4 separate regions of the Homo sapiens genome follow, and all the other regions are linked to region 1. A link is a contact called in ENCODE Hi-C data. All regions are on one chromosome and are shown on one strand. The core of a region is the stretch at or near the end of the contact, and the rest is flanking DNA. Distances in the headings are between cores, read along the strand shown.

Region 1 (3,746 bases), core at 325-2,824:
TATATATTTTTTTTAATTTTAATTTTTATTTATTTATTTTTTTTTGAGAGGGAGTTTCACTCTTGTTGCCCAGGCTGGAGTGCAATGGCGCGATCTCAGCTCATGGCAACCTCTGCCTCCCCAGATCACGTGATTCTCCTGCCTCAGTCTCTTGAGTAGCTGGCATTACAGGCATGAGCCACCATGCCTGGCTAATTTTTTATTTTTTAGTAGAGACGGGGTTTCTCCACGTTGGTCAAGCTGGTCTCGAACTCCCGACTTCAGGTGATCTGCCTGCCTCGGCCTCCCAAAGTGTTGGGATTACAGGCGTGAGCCACCGCACCTGGCCGAATGTTCTTCATGTTTTAGCCCAGTGTGTCATGCCTCCCCACCTCTTCCCCCTGCCCCTGCCCCCTGCAATTAGGCTGTTGCATTGCCACAAAGAAATACCTGAGACTGGGTAATTTATATAGAAACGAGGTTAAATTGGCTCATGTTTCTGCAGGCTGTACAGGAAGCATAGTACCACCATCTGTTTGGCCTCTGAGGAGGCCCCAGGGAGCTTTTACTATTGGCAGAAGGAGAAGAGAGAGCAGGCACATCACATGGTGAGAACTGGACCAAGAGACTGTGTTGGAGGGTGCCACACACTTCTAAATAACCACATCTTCCTGGCACTCACTCACTATTGCAAAGACACCAAGCCATGAGAGATCCACTTCCATGACCCAAACACCTCCCATCAGGTCCCACCTCCAAAAATGGGGACAATTCAACATGAGATTTGGCAGGGACATATATTCAATCCATCCCTGGACCCCCAAATCTCATGTCCTTCTGACATTGCAAAACATAATCATGCCTTCCCAATCACCTACCAAAATTTTAACTTGTTCCAGCATTAAACTCAAAAGTCCAAAGTGTCACAGGAGACATGGCCCAGAAAAAGAACTAATCCCAGCTCCTTGGGAGGCCAAGGCGGGTGGATCACGAGGTCAGGTGATCCAGACCATCCTAGCTAACACGGTGAAACCCCGTCTCTACTAAAAATACAAAAAATTAGCGGGGCGTGGTGGCGGGTGCCTGTAGTCCCAGCTGCTCGGGAGGCTGAGGCAGGAGAATGGCTTGAACCGGGACGCGGAGGTTGCAGTGAGCCGAGATTGCACCACAGCACTCCAGCCTGAGTAACAGAGCAAGACTCTGTCTCAAAAACCAAAGAAATCTCCAGCAGCGGAAATGTATGTAGAACTCATTTTGGTCAGTACTTTTCCTTGTACAGGAAGAAACTGAGGTCGCCCGGTGCAACGCCCAACACAGGTTAAGACAAAGCCGAGACTCAAAACCAGACCCCAGCTTCCGGTCCCAGCCCATAGATTCTTCCATTTCCTTCGCCGGAAGTGATATACAGCCCCTGTTCTCCTTCGCGTCCGTTGACGGGACCCAGGTTGGGGAGGCGGAAGAATGGGCGGGACCATGGGCGGAAGCACCCCTCCTACCAGGACCCGGAAACAGATGGCCACCCCGAGCCGGCCTATCCGGAAACTGGCTCGAAGAAGACGGGGATTGGCCATCGCTTCCGGAAGTTGTGAGCTTTGTTTCGGAGCGGGAGCTCTTCCGAGACGCACTGGGGGCCGGATGGTGAGTTTTCCTTGCGCTCTAACGGGCAGGCTCGGGAGCGGGAGGGTCCGGGCAGTTTTAGTAGTGTCTTTGGGACAACGGCTGCGGTTGGTATTTCTCAAGCGGCAACGAGGCCAGCCCCTGGGAATGCAGCACGAGAATGATAGAGTCAGGCTGTCCCCTCAAGAAATAGTTTAGTGAGGAGACATGCAGCGGATAGGCGCAGGATTCTTCAGAGTTGTGATTGGGCCCAAAAAGGAGCTAGTCCTCAGACTAAAAAGAGCCGTAGTGCCGGGGTTCTGGGCGCTGTAGTAAATGGACTCCAAATGGAGTTGAAGGGAGGGAGGAGTGCGTCAGGCGGAGATGAAAGGAGAGAGGGAACTACCTGTCCGATAGGGCAGAATCGGGGAGAAAGGTTGGTGACTTGAGCTTAGAGAAGGCCATTGCGGCGGTAGCAGAAGAGGAGAGGCAGGGACCAGATCGTAGAGTGTGGAACACCGTGACACAAAGTTGGGGCTTTATCATAAGAGCAGCAGAATGACAAGATCTGATGTACATTTTGAAAGGATCACTGTAACTGCTGGTGACGACTGGATTATAGGAGGGCAGGAATTGTGAGAAACCACTCAGAAGGCTACTGCTGTAGATGAGCGATGTGACCTAGCGTATGGGAGAGAAGTGGACGAATCAAAAGTATATTTAGCAGGTGAAAATTCAGGACTTTACGGATTAGATATAGGATTTGAGTGACAGGTTGGGTCTCAACGATGATTCCAAGTTTCTGACCTGAGTGAGTAAATTACGCTAAACAAGAACAAACTATTTTGAAGTTTTCTAAGGGTTCTTCCCCCCACTCAGTGTTAAAAAGCACGTTTTTTTCCTTTCTTATTATGTGTACTCATGTTTTGTGTGCTTACTGTAGAAAATTCAGAACATACATAACAAAATATTTTCTTTTATATAAAGGACAATAAAAATCACCTCATAACCTCACTACCCAAGATGGTCATATTTTAGTGTTTCTTTCATGTATTTTAAAAAAATATGTGTATCTTTTTATATAATTGGGATCCTACTGATTATGTCTTTCTGTATCCATTTTTTCCACCTTAGCATGACTAATGATTGAACTGTGTGCCAGGATATCGTTCACAAATATATTTTTTTCTGTTTGTAACAGAAAAAGTCAAATTAATTCTAAATAAGAGATAACATTAACTTTTTGGTGTATTTTCTTTTTAATATTTGTTTAAAAGCCTTTTAAAAAACCCACATTTTGGCCAGTTTGTGTTTTGTTTTCCATTCAGATGTTTTTACTTACTTAATGTTATTTATTGCCGTTTTTACACACCGTCAAGACCACATGTTTTAATGGTTGTTAAATAACAACTAATCCCATCATTAGCTAGATAGGTTATTTGCAACTTTTTACTGTTAAAATAATGAGAGGAACATCTTATATAATTATTGGATTCCTAATGACTTCCATCAGAAAGAGTTCTAGAAATATAATCTGCCAGGTAAAAGGATAAAATGAGTCTCAAATTGCCCCACCAAAATATTTTATTAAGAATTTGATAGAAATTGTTTTAAAGAAATTTTTGCAATACATAGTTTTTCCATTCAAAGATATGGTCATGTCTTTCTGGTTATTCAAGTTGTCTTTTATGTTTCTTTTATGTCTTTATATATAATAACCTATCCTTTTCTTGTTAAGCTTATGTCCAAGAAAGGAGCGACATTGATTATTTAATAATTGTACCCTCTCTGCTTAATTTCCATGCGTGGAATGAATATCTTTGGGTCAAGTGGGATACTTTATCCTTTTTTTTTATTTTTATACTTTAAGTTCTAGGGTACATGTGCACAACGTGCAGGTTTGTTACATCTGTATACATGTGCCATGTTTGTATGCTGCACCCATTAACTCATCGTTTACATTAGGTATATCTCCTAATGCTATCCCTTCCCCCTATTCTTTTTTTTTTTTGAGACGGAGTTTCACTCTTGTTGCCCAGGCTGGGGTGCAATGGTATGATCTCGGCTCACTGCAACCTCTGCCTCCCAGGTTCAAGCGATTCTTCTGCCTCAGCCTCCTGAGTAGCTGGGATTACAGGCATGCGCCACCATGCCTGGCTAATTTTTTTGGC
Region 2 (3,746 bases), core at 769-3,268, 830 kb before region 1:
GGGAGGCCGAAGTGAGTGGATCACAAGGTCAGGTGTTCGAGACCAGCCTGGCCAACATGATGAAGCCCTGTCTCTACTAAAAATAAAATAAAATAAAAAATTAGCTGGGCGTGGTGGCAGATGCCTGTAATCCCAGCTACTTGGGAGGCTGAGGCAGGAGAATCGCTTGAACCTGGGAGGCGGAGGTTGCAGTGAGCCGAAATCGTGCCACTGCACTCCAGCCTGGGCAACAGTGTGAGACTCTGTCTCAAAAAAAAAATAGTAATAATAAGGATGGGAAAAAGTATTCCCTTCCATCCTGGCTTACATACACGAGATTAGAGTCTCCCTGCCACTAAACTCAGGGTTTGAGGATCTGTATTTATCTATCTGTCTATTTATTTATCAAATATTTACTCACCACTGTATGCCAAGCACTGTTGTAGAGATGAAGAGACCTTTTCTTTGTTAGTCTTCTGTCTTGGAAAAGGGCAGGGATGTAGTTGACCTGTCACTAGTAGATACCCATATTTTGGAGCATTTACTAAGTGGTAGTCACTTAACCAAGTGTTTTGCATACTTTACCTCATTTAATCCTCACAATAATCTGAAGTAGAGATTGTTATCCCAACTTTTGCAGATGGAGGAGGCTGAGGCCTAAAAAGACCAAGTAAGTTACCTAAGGTCACACAGCTACCAAAGTAGTCTTGTCAGAGTTTGAGGACCTAGCTCACACATGTAATCCCAACACTTTAGGAGGCCAAGGCAGAAGGATCACTTGTGCCCAGGAATTCAAGACTAGCCTGAGAAACAGAGTGAGACCCTGTCTCTATTAAAAATTAAGAAATTAGCCAGGAGCAATGACTCACACCTGTAGTCCCAGCTACTCGGGAGTCTGAGGTGGAAGGCTTGCCTGAGCCCAGGAGTTCAAGGCTGCAGTGACCCATGATCGCACCACTGCACTCTGGGCGACAGAGGGAGACACTGCTTAGGGGGGGTGGGAAAGAAAGAAAATTTAAAAAGAATTTGAACCTAGTTCTGTTGACTACAAAGCCCATGTTTTTAACTTCTTTGCTAAATTCCCTACTCTGGATGTAGCCAGATAAATACAGACTATAACACTGAAGCTAATTCTCCTTCACTTACACCCTATGCTTCTGTACTTCAGCGGAGTTGAACTCACTTAAAATGGCACAGTACTCATAACAACGGCTTACTCATCTTGTACTGCTGTTCTCTTTACTCCGTTTGGTCCACCTCATCTAGATTAAAGACCACTCTCCTATTCTGGAAAAGACAGCAGCAAAACAGTTTTCTTTCTTTTTTTTTTTTTTTTTGAGACGGAGTTTCGCTCTTGTTGCCCAGGCCTGGAGTGCAATGGCACAATCTTGGCTCATCACAACCTCCACCTCCTGGGTTCAAACAATTTTCCTGCCTCAGCCTCCCGAGTAGCTGGGATTACAGGCATGCACCACCACATCTGGCTAATTTTTTATTTTTAGTAGAGACGGGGTTTCTCCATGTTGGTCAGGCTGGTCGCAAACTCCCAACCTCAGTTGATCTGCCCACCTCAGCCTCCCAAAGTGTTGGGATTACAGGTGTGAGCCACCGTGCCTGGCCGCAAAACAGTGTTTAAATGCCTCTTCCTTCTTGTTTTTCACATGACATTTTCTCCAAGCAGCAAAAATCCTGAATGGCAGTATGTTATAGAGTACAAACTTTTCACAAACTTCAGCTCATTAATTCAACACAAATATTTTTAAGTGTGACGAGACTTATTTAGGGTTTTAACCTCCTAAGCCTATTTTTACAAGTTTGCCATGCTTCTTTAACTCCATCTTTGGTTTTTTATTCTTTCATATACCTTTTTCATATGTTCTTTTAAAATCTGATTTCAAGTCAGCTCCATATTTAACTCTCTTGCCTTCTGTTTTTCACTGTAATGTTCCCCTCCAGCCAACTTCTCATTCTAACTTCTGCCTTTCTGTTAATAGCAGCACCGCCATTGTCTAGTCACCCAGGCTTGAAACCTCAGTCACTTTCAGCCATCTCACCCTTTACACCTACTCCATCACTAAGTCATATCAATTTTCCACTCATAACATGAGTTGTAACTCTCCTTTACTTCCTGTTCCCACTGCTTGTCTCACCAAGACTTCTTCAGTAAACTCCTAACTGGCTTCCCTGCCTCCAATCTCTCTCTCTTCTGGTTTTCCCTGCACATTGGCACTAGCTTAATCTCCTTGAAGCATTCCCCTATCACATGTTTTTCTATGTATCAATACTCAATCACGTATTACACCTTGCCTATTCTATCCCTATAGCATCTGTTATCACTATCCTAATTCAAGCCCTTTTAACCTTTCCTTTAATACTGCAATAATCTCTCAACTTGTCTCAATGCTTTTTTAGTGCTTCCCATTCCTAGTCCATTTCACATAATGCCAACAGATTAATCTTTTGATTAATCTGATTCAGCACTGATTCTGCCACTACTCAGCTGAAAAATACTTTGTGGCTTACTATTGTTTATCCATAAAGTCCATATTCCTTAGCCTAATATTCAAGGTCCCACCTTATCTCCCATTATTCCCCTTCATGTACCATACACTCCAACCAAATTAATACAGAAACCTTAAATTTTTCCACCTTTGAGCCTTTGCTCATGTTGACCTTTCTCTCATCTCTGTGTGTTCAAATCCTACCCTATCCTGAAAGACCAAACTCAAATGGTACTTCTTGAATGGGAGCTCTCTAGTTTCTTCCACTTGTCATTAGACATTTGTATGCTGTTTCTTTTTGGAGAAAAACATATTTCAAATAGGTTTTTAAATATAGGATCCTATGTTTGAGATTAAAGTCTCAGATATAATTTGACTACCCAAACTCCAGATTGACATAGTGCCTTTTCTATCGCTTCCCCACTTTACTAACCAATTCCTAGGCTTTGGTCAAATTTAGGCCCAGAATAGAAATTCCCCCCTTTCTTACTTCTCTTTTTGGAGGAGTCAAGGCAAGGCAGTTTTCTAATATGTTGTAGTAAAATATAATTTGTGTTGTCCAGGAAAATCCTGGACTGTGGAATCAGACGGCCTTAGGTTCCTGACGCTTTTTTTATTTCCCGACTGTGTGAACTTAGGCAACTTGCTTACCCTCACTAAGTATTGGTGTATTCATCTATTTGTAACCCTAACAAATTTAATGGCCCCTACGTGGCTTAGTCTCTGCACAAATGGCATATATGGAAGCACTATCAGAGGCCCAAAAGTAAATTTTAAAGTGATTTGTGTATTCAAAGGACACCAAAAAGGATCTAGTTCATAACCCATAATGACATTTCTCAAATTTTCTTCCCCCACTCCTCAATTATCTCTAACCTGAAGCTGTTCCTAGAACCTTTCACACACACACACACACACACACACGCATGCACACACACACATACACACACACACACAAATTATCTCTACCTCCTCAGTCCCTGTTCTCTCTCAATCCTCTTCCTCCCTCTCTCAGCCATATATTATAAATTGACTTAGCCTCTCTGACATAATGTAGTCCTCCTCTCTCTCAGGTCCTGTCTCTTTCTACCTATTTAAAATACTAAGAAATAAAGCTGATAAGGCTTCTCCTTTAATCAATAGAAGTAGAGTGAGGGAGGGCTGGGCACAGTGACTCACACCTGTAATCCCAGCACTTTGGGAGGCAGAGGTGGGCAGATCAACTGAGGTTAGGAGTTCAAGACCAGCCTGGCCAACATGGCGAAA
Region 3 (3,746 bases), core at 325-2,824, 820 kb before region 1:
GGGGGAAACACATTACCAGGAGCCATCAGAGGAAGTGAGTCACACGCCTGCACTAGTTAGGGTATCTACAAAGAAGAGACCACCTGCGAACAGACGCGGGGTCACCGGGTAGGCAAGAAAGGGGGATCCAAAGGTCAGAGCTTCCCACTTTCTGTCCTGCCCCACCCCTCCCACAGCTGCCCAACCCAGGAAGCCCTCCCGGACAGCCCCTGCACCTTGTCCCGGCCATAGCGACGCAACAGAGTGTAGGGCCAGGACAGGAGTGGCTCCAGTATCTGACTCTGGGCCCCCACGGTCAGGAGAGTCAGCCTTTCAGCCTCCACCCTCAGCACGTAGGAGCCATGCAGGCCACAGCGCTCGGCGGCCTCAGTCCTCTGCACCGTTACCCAGAATTGGGATCCTGGAAGGCATACACGATTAGACAGCTGCGGGGGAGGGACGGGGGCAGCAGTGGGGACCCAGAGGACTCATGAGCATAGTGTCCAAGCACTCACTCGGAAGCCAGATCTCAGGGCCTTCCTACTTCTTACTTCCCCATGGGCCCCTGGGTATCCACCCACTTCCCAAAGGCCCTCGGCCCTCCTCCTCTTCACTCCATCCCTGCCCGGGCTTCTGAGGCGTCTACCTTCCCAGGTAGGGCTGTACAAGGAGTTCTCCAGCATCTCCAGGGCAGAAAGCTTAGGTGGGTTATCGGTAGGCGCCAGAGTCCAGCTGCCTTTCTGTAGTAGAGAGCATCGAGAAACCCGTAATTTCCTCAGCGGGGAGCGGGGGTCGGTCTGAGGCAGCCCCATTTCTCTGCCTCTGTAACTGCCCCCACCCCGCATCGCCGCAGCTCCTCACCGGAAAGGCGTTTCGGCACAGCGTCTGCACCCAGGCTGCACTGGACGGCGCGTCGGCCGCCAGCAGGTGCGAGCGCTGAGCAGTGTCCAGGCGGAAGGCAGTGGCGCCGGGCTCAGGGGGGGTCTCCACGGTGACGGGGGCCACACTCACACACTCAGCCAGACGGATCACTTTGCAGTCCAGGCGGCGCGAGCTCCCTCGGCCACCCCCAGAGCTCGACCCCTTATGGTCAAAGAACTCGAGCCGCGCTACGCCGTGGGGACTGGCCGGGTAGAGCACGGCCCAGGTCTTCCTCCACCTCTAGGGAGAGAGAGAGAGTGCTCGAGAGGGAGTGGCGTGCGCAGGCGGCCCGGGTCCCGACGGGGAAGGAGGTTGCGGCGCAAGTCGATTTGGGATCTGGGGCTTCCAAACGGGGTTGGGGGCGAAGTTTCCCAAGGACGATGCCACTCCGTCTCCCCAGGACCAGAACCCCTAGACTACAGACGCTTCCCGGGAGTGTGCAAAGCAACTTCACGGGAAAGTCACAGGCTCTCCAACTCCCGGCGCCGCTCTCCAGCCCGCTGCCCACCTCTCCCTGTTTCTGGGCTCTCTCACCCACTACTAGCCCGGATAAGGTTCGGCATCCATGCGCCAGACTACCTTGGTCCCAAAGCGCTGACTCTGCAAAAAAAGCGGCCCTTCCATCACTGCTCCGTCCATGGCCCCCGGCGGTTCCTTCCGCGCTTCCTGGCCCTGCGGCGGGAGGCGGGGCGGGAGGCGGGGCCGGGTTCCCTGGAGGAGTTTCCGCCCCTCCCCGGCCCCCGCCGGCAGCCGCTGGGGGGGTCGCGGTGGGGTGAGGGAGAGGAGCGAGAAGGAATGGTGGAGACCCCCGGATTAGCCGGGAGCTGCAGCACCCCAGGCCCCTACCCGCCGTCGTGGGGGCGCGCCAGTGGCTCCACCGAAAGTCCTCGGTTTTGGCGCGAGGGCCCTGGCCTCTGGGCGTGGTGGCTGCGCGTGACGTCATATGCCCAAGGTGACGTCAGAGTGAAAGCCATGACATCACCCCGAAAGCGCCCCGGGCACCGGAGAGACCCACACGGGCCTCCGGGGCTTTATTTACCCTGGCCGGGCCCGCCCCCAGCCCCGCCCGAGCCGGGCTGTTTAGACTCCGCTGGCCCGGGACTCGGAGGGAGGGCTGGGGTTGAACCGCTTCCCGCCACCACCGGGGCCGCCCCGCCGCCCGGCCGCCGCTTGCATGTCAGCTCCCTGACCGCAGAGGCCTGGCCTCCATGCCGCGGGAAGAGAAAGCTTCATTGAACGAGCCGGGAGGGCCAGGGAGGGGGAGGGGGCGCGGCAGTGGCCAGCTCCACGGGGAGGGAGGACCCAGAGGAGGAGAGGAGGGAACTGGCCGGGAGGAATGGAAGGAGAAGGCGGAATGTGGGAGGGCTCAGGGGGATGTGGGAGGGACGAACGGAGAAGGGGGAGAGAGGGGGGTCCAGTCTCCCCTGGCCGAGCATTTTTTTTTTTTTTTGGAAGTCCTAGGACTGATCTCCAGGACCAGCACTCTTCTCCCAGCCCTTAGGGTCCTGCTCGGCCAAGGTAGGGGGAGTCACGCTAACCGCAGAGGGAATGAGTAGGGGATGGAGAGGATGTGGAGGGACCAGGGAAAACGGGTGGTGTGGGATGGAGTCGAGGGGAAGCCACCCAACTGAGAGTTTGATTCTTGTCAAAGGGCAAGTGAGACAGAGTACACGGAGGAGGCACATACCGGAGGCGGGGGCTACGGGTGTTCGAACAGGGCCGCCAGGAGCGCCCTAAGGGAGGGGGCTCCTCCGGGAGGCGCTGCCCCTGGGTCCCCAACCCAGAACAAAGCTGCCTTGTTGGATTGATTGTTTGGGTTGGGGGAAGCATGTTGACGGGGGCTTGCTGTAGAGGGGCTGTTCTCAGCCCTAGGCAGAGAAGGCCTTGGCTGAGGAGCCATAGCGCCTGGCCTCCCGTTGCCCGGTGACAGGGATGGTGGTGTTGGCAGGAGGCTGGGACAACCCTACCCCATCCCCCGCCCAGCCTTGAGGCCTGGCCCTCCTGGGCCTCTTGACCCTGCAGGGCATCTGAGAGCCTGCGTGTTGGGGAGGGCGTGCAGCAGGTTCTCCAGGCGAGCTTTGGTGCCAGCCTTCCCTGCCTGGGAATCTGCTGGGTTAGGACTCTGGGCTCCCATTCAGGGGATCTGTGATCCCAGGGCCGCCTAGGGCCCCTTACGTGCCTCTCTGCACAATCAGTACAGCTGTCTGTCCTCCCTCTGAGTAAATGGGGTCATCTGGATCCCTCCCACGTCCGCCCCTTGGCTCTTGTCAATCCCTCTCCTTCTCACCCGCGGTGTGCTTGGTTCCCCTATACTGAGTGCTTAGTTCTTTGCCTATCACTTTCTATCCGTTGTCTCTCTCCTCTGTGTCTTTCTGGTTTTCTCTCTCTCATTCCCACAGTCTCCCTTCCTCTCACATCCTGTCTGTCTGGGTCTTCCTCTCTCTCTACGTGTCTCTTGCTCAGTCTCTATCTCTTTTTATTGACCCTTCTCTGACTCTCGATCTCTCATAGTTGTCTCTTATCTCTGGGTCTCTCAGGCTGTGCCTCTATGACCTGTGCCTCAGCCCTTATTTAATGTGTTTCTCTCCCTGTCTCTTGGTCCCTGGGGCTCTTTCTCTCCTGTTGTCTCTCGCTGTCTCTGTCTTACTCAGTGTCTGTTTTTCTTTCGTGACTTCTCCCTCTCTTTCTGACTCTGGGCCCCACTCAATCTGTTTCTCTCACGCACACTTTGTCTCTGGGGCACCCAGGCCTTCCCTGCCATGCGACCTGTCAGTGTCTGGCAGTGGAGCCCCTGGGGGCTGCTGCTGTGCCTGCTGTGCAGTTCGTGCTTGGGGTCTCCGTCCCCT
Region 4 (3,746 bases), core at 843-3,342, 670 kb after region 1:
CCTACCTTAAACTCCACTCATCAAATCTGAGAAAAGTATCCACTGGTCCCCAGGGTTTCAGTCATGCTTTTGGGGGTCATTGGGTATTAGAGAAGTAAGTATCTTTTCTGAGAGAGGGGGAGTCACCCCCCCTACTGGGGATTCCTCTGGGCTTTATTCACTCCCAGCCCTGGCCCTGACCTTTGTGGGCCTCCCTAATGCCCAGGGCATGGATGGCTTCAGAGGAGTTTTTGAATCGAAGCCCAGGGTCCTTGTTGATGTTTCTTCTCCTAGCCACACTTGGAGGAAAGTTGCAGGTGGGTTGGGCAGGGAGCAGGCATGGTTCTGCTTTGCTGTTTGTCTTCCTAGTTAAGGCTCTTTATAAAGAGCTTGTTCTTCATGTTTTAAGCACTTTATGAAGAATAAAACATTCATGTACTGCAGGTGGCTCTGTTGTGTTCCTGTTTTGGAATGAACAGTTACAGGAGGCTGCTGTGGGAGAAAGCACCTTAAATCAAGGTGATGGGATTCTTGGATGACACTGTCCCTGCCCCTTATAAGGGGGCAGCAGCACAGTGTTGCCCAGCAGCCTGAACTTAGTCTTTTCTGACTCCCAGGGTACCCACATTTATTGCGCACCTAAGATGGGCCCATTTATTGGTAATACAGAGGGTAAGAAATGGATTCCTATTCTCAAGTTGCATGGTCTAGCAGGGGAAGATAAGATACAAATCCAAGATACAAATAGTTCTTCATGGCTAGATAGAATCTCTAAGATAAGATACAAATCCAAGATACAAATTGTTCTTCGTGGCTAGCTAGAATCTCCCCCTAGCTTTATGAAAAGTGTTTCTTGTGGTTCAACTACTAGAGGATGAAAAACTTTGACTGCTACAGCTCATGTAGTGTCCAGAAACACTGGCAGACATGAGCCAACCCTGCACTCCACCACGAGACTAATGAGACCCAAAGTGGAGTTCCCTAGAAGACCAAATATTTCTACTGTCATCTTGGGCAAAACAGGCAGCTCCCGAAGTCTGGCTCACTGACCAGGTAATTCAGCTGGGAATCTTCAGCTAATCCATTCTACAACTGTATGTGTTTATTATCCATACTGATCCTTACTCCACAATCTGTAATACTCCCCCTTACCTAACACCCTCCCCACCCACCCTAGTCCCAAGTTCTCCTCCTGCCCAGGAATTAGGCCCAGGAGGGATCTTCCTTGGTTGGCCAGACAAGGTGAAAGCTGCCAGGGCTCTTAATCCCCCACTGATGAACTCACAGCCAACACTTATTTGAGTCTCTACTGTGAGCCCTTTTATGTCTGGCTCTGAAAACTGAAGTGAATCAAAAAGTCATAGCCCCTGCCCTGTGAACTTTACAGTAAGAAAGACTGTCCAGAACAGTAAGTAGTTGTGAGTGCAAAAGAGAAGTGCTGGGTGCCACGGAGCCTCTGTGGGATTTTGTGCAAGCAGAGTGATGGACTGGGAAATGCAATGTTTAGGCTAAAGCCAGAAAGCCAGCATCAGGCGAAGATTTAGTCTTCCGGGTACAGAATGTTCAGGGGTCGGGAGGCGGGCAGGCCCCAGCATGCTCCAGGAACTGAGTGTCAGGGCAGCCGGAGAGCACAGGACGAGTGGGCAGGGTGGCGACGGAGGAAAGTACGAGAAGGTCCGCAGTGCAACTCCTTGGAGAAAGCCTTCCGAGGTTAACCCTACTCCGCCTGGAGTCTTTGCCCATCTGGTCCCAGGTTCCCCCTTGAATGGGACCCTTCTGCGCTGCCTGGCCCCAGGAGCGACGCCCACGGCAGCAACTCTAACTTCTGGGGGCAACTAAGCAGCGAGGGGTGGCCCGTGGTCGTCGTACAGGAACACCTTTCCTGGACTGCCGACCTTGCACCTTGCAACGCGGACAGCGGGCACCGAGACCTCTCCGGACGGCCGCAACTCTCCGCAGTCTACGGTTGTAAGCGCCGCGACGCGAAAAACTACACTCCCCACAACGCCTTGCGCCTCCCGCTCGCTGCGGTTGATTAGGGCCAATCGGGAGAGGCAGCTGTGGCGGGGGCCGAGGAGGGACATTTTAAAAGGGCCGGAGATTGCGGGCGTCAGTGGCCATGGCGGATACAGCGACTACAGCATCGGCGGCGGCGGCTAGTGCCGCTAGCGCCTCGAGCGATGCACCTCCTTTCCAACTGGGCAAACCCCGCTTCCAGCAGGTGAGGACCGGGCTGTGGTCTGCGGGCCGGCGGGTGGCAAAGAGAGGACGAGCAAACTCCCCTCCAAAGTCCCCTTCCGCCCAAGGGTCTCCCACCCGCGGCCAGCGGAGCCTGCAGCTAGCGCCAGGGGGGGAACCTCGGTCACAGTCACCCTTTTCCCATTGGTCAACGGGGCGGGCGCGGACTCCCATCTTGGCTTCCTATTGGCCCTTGGCGCCGTCACTCCCCGACTGCCCGCGCCCTCTAGCCTTTCCCGCCCGCGGCGCCCTGTGATTGGCCACCGGCGGCTGCGGTCAAGGTCCCGAGCGCCCGGCTTCGAGCGGCTGCTCAGGGTCGCTCCGGGTTGTGCAGCTGCCCGCCCGGGACGCAAAGTTCTAGTCTGGCCCTGGATGGGAAGTTGGCGTGGCCGGGATGCCTTCTAACTTTTTCCCCCGGTGGGGACTGACGTTCCTTTCGAGCTGCTGGCGGTGCCGCCGGGCAGCGTCGCGCCCCGCGGTCACTCCCCAGCCCTGGCCCCCAAGCCGGGCTCGGCGCGCGCAGCAGGTTGAGGGGGCGAGTGCCGAGGCGAGCGGCGGTCCGGCGTCCCCCGTCCCTGCTCTCCATCTCGGGCTGAGGATTCGCTGACGCAGCAAGCCGGCCGATGCCCTGAGGGGACGCAGCCAGGGCGTGCGGGGGAAACGCTGTGTCATCCCCTGGGGCCGTCGTCCCTCCGAGGGGCTGCCGCCTGGGAACCCCCCCCCAGCCTCTTCCTCGCTGTGTTCTCCGCGGAGGGTCTCCCGCGCCCGGGCCCCCGCGCCGCCGGGGACTGGCTCTGGGCACACCCGCTCAGGCTCTTCGGGGCACGGCGACAGGGGTCCTTTCCCTCCGGGACCTCCTCTGGGGCGTCGCCGACTCGGCCCTAGACTGCGGAGGCGGGGGTGGAACGCGGAGCCCGGGCGCCTGGTTGGGCCCGGAGACCGGAGCCGGGGAGGGGCCGCTCCCGCGCCGCAGACCCTCGGGCTCCCGCGCCTCCCGCACCAATGAGACGGAATTTATTAGGAAACAGGCAGAGAGACCGCTGAAGTGAACCGGGGCTTGCCAGGGGTGGGCGGCAGCCGAGGCGGCCAGAAAAGAACTTTGAAGGAAGAAAGGAAATTGTGCTAAGGTCGGTGCGGTGGCTTTTTTTTTCTTTTTTTGTTGTTGTGGTGGAAGGGGACTGGTTCCAGCAAGGGGGTGCCCCGAGCTTTGCTGATAATTAGGGAACTTGGCTCCTGAGCCGTCTGAAAAAAATGTCCCCAGTGTTTCTTAACAGGACTTTAATTCCTTTTAAAAGTAGGCCATCTCAGCATGTAGGTATCCGAGGCGAGACTGGCATCTTCCTTCCAGTGTAGGAGGCCATCTAGGGCGAGAGTGTCGGGGTGTCCCTGCCTGGACTTGAGTGACCTTATTACATTGCCTGTCCCCGCTCCCACCCCCATTCTGCTCGTTCTTAAAGGCTCAGTCGGGCCTGCCTCTCTGGCAAACACTTGCTCCCTTCTTCTCTGGTCCCATCAGATCGCAGGCTTCC

The links. Hi-C counts contacts between places; a loop is a spot of excess contacts on that map. Pooled maps may share reads with other maps.
Region 2: a loop to region 1 is called in a pooled map, with 4 times the contacts of the local background. The contact joins the enhancer-like site here to the promoter of TPRKB in region 1. A Hi-C loop is called at or near these places in 7 of 50 pooled maps.
Region 3: a loop to region 1 is called in a pooled map, with 4 times the contacts of the local background. The contact joins the promoter of DOK1 here to the promoter of TPRKB in region 1. A Hi-C loop is called at or near these places in 4 of 50 pooled maps.
Region 4: a loop to region 1 is called in a map of CD4-positive, alpha-beta T cell, with 6 times the contacts of the local background. The contact joins the promoter of SFXN5 here to the promoter of TPRKB in region 1. A Hi-C loop is called at or near these places in 3 of 168 maps with a recorded cell type or tissue (CD4-positive, alpha-beta T cell, ascending aorta and gastrocnemius medialis), 3 of 37 single-sample maps with no recorded cell type and 16 of 50 pooled maps.

Annotation. Positions count from the first base shown.
Region 1 is chr2:73,735,173-73,738,918 of GRCh38, reverse strand. It overlaps TPRKB (TP53RK binding protein), which reads left to right and starts at 1,574. Exons shown (of 5, transcript NM_016058.5): 1 at 1,574-1,617. RefSeq lists enhancers at 1,133-1,192, 1,233-1,312.
Region 2 is chr2:74,569,568-74,573,313 of GRCh38, reverse strand. All of the region lies in intron 7 of M1AP (meiosis 1 associated protein), which reads left to right. Among named protein-coding and RNA genes, the nearest start is that of DOK1, 17 kb to the right of the region's middle. RefSeq lists enhancers at 861-1,070, 2,068-2,167. Within about 2 kb of position 2,018, at least 3 of the 41 ENCODE cell types and tissues checked have a DNase peak (open chromatin) inside an H3K27ac peak, as active enhancers do.
Region 3 is chr2:74,552,548-74,556,293 of GRCh38, reverse strand. DOK1 (docking protein 1) reads right to left here and starts at 1,574. Exons shown (of 5, transcript NM_001381.5): 1 at 1,480-1,574; 2 at 841-1,140; 3 at 626-719; 4 at 216-400. The coding sequence starts at 1,539. It overlaps LOXL3 (lysyl oxidase like 3), which reads left to right and starts at 2,352. Exons shown (of 14, transcript NM_032603.5): 1 at 2,352-2,418; 2 at 3,648-3,746. The coding sequence starts at 3,660. RefSeq lists enhancers at 1,273-1,332, 957-1,474, 2,958-3,252 and silencers at 1,483-2,232, 2,958-3,252, 3,238-3,532.
Region 4 is chr2:73,070,058-73,073,803 of GRCh38, reverse strand. SFXN5 (sideroflexin 5) reads left to right here and starts at 2,092. Exons shown (of 14, transcript NM_144579.3): 1 at 2,092-2,200. The coding sequence starts at 2,099. It overlaps RAB11FIP5 (RAB11 family interacting protein 5), which reads left to right. Exons shown (of 6, transcript NM_001371272.1): 6 at 1-422. RefSeq lists enhancers at 1,494-1,973, 2,174-2,223 and a silencer at 2,364-3,153.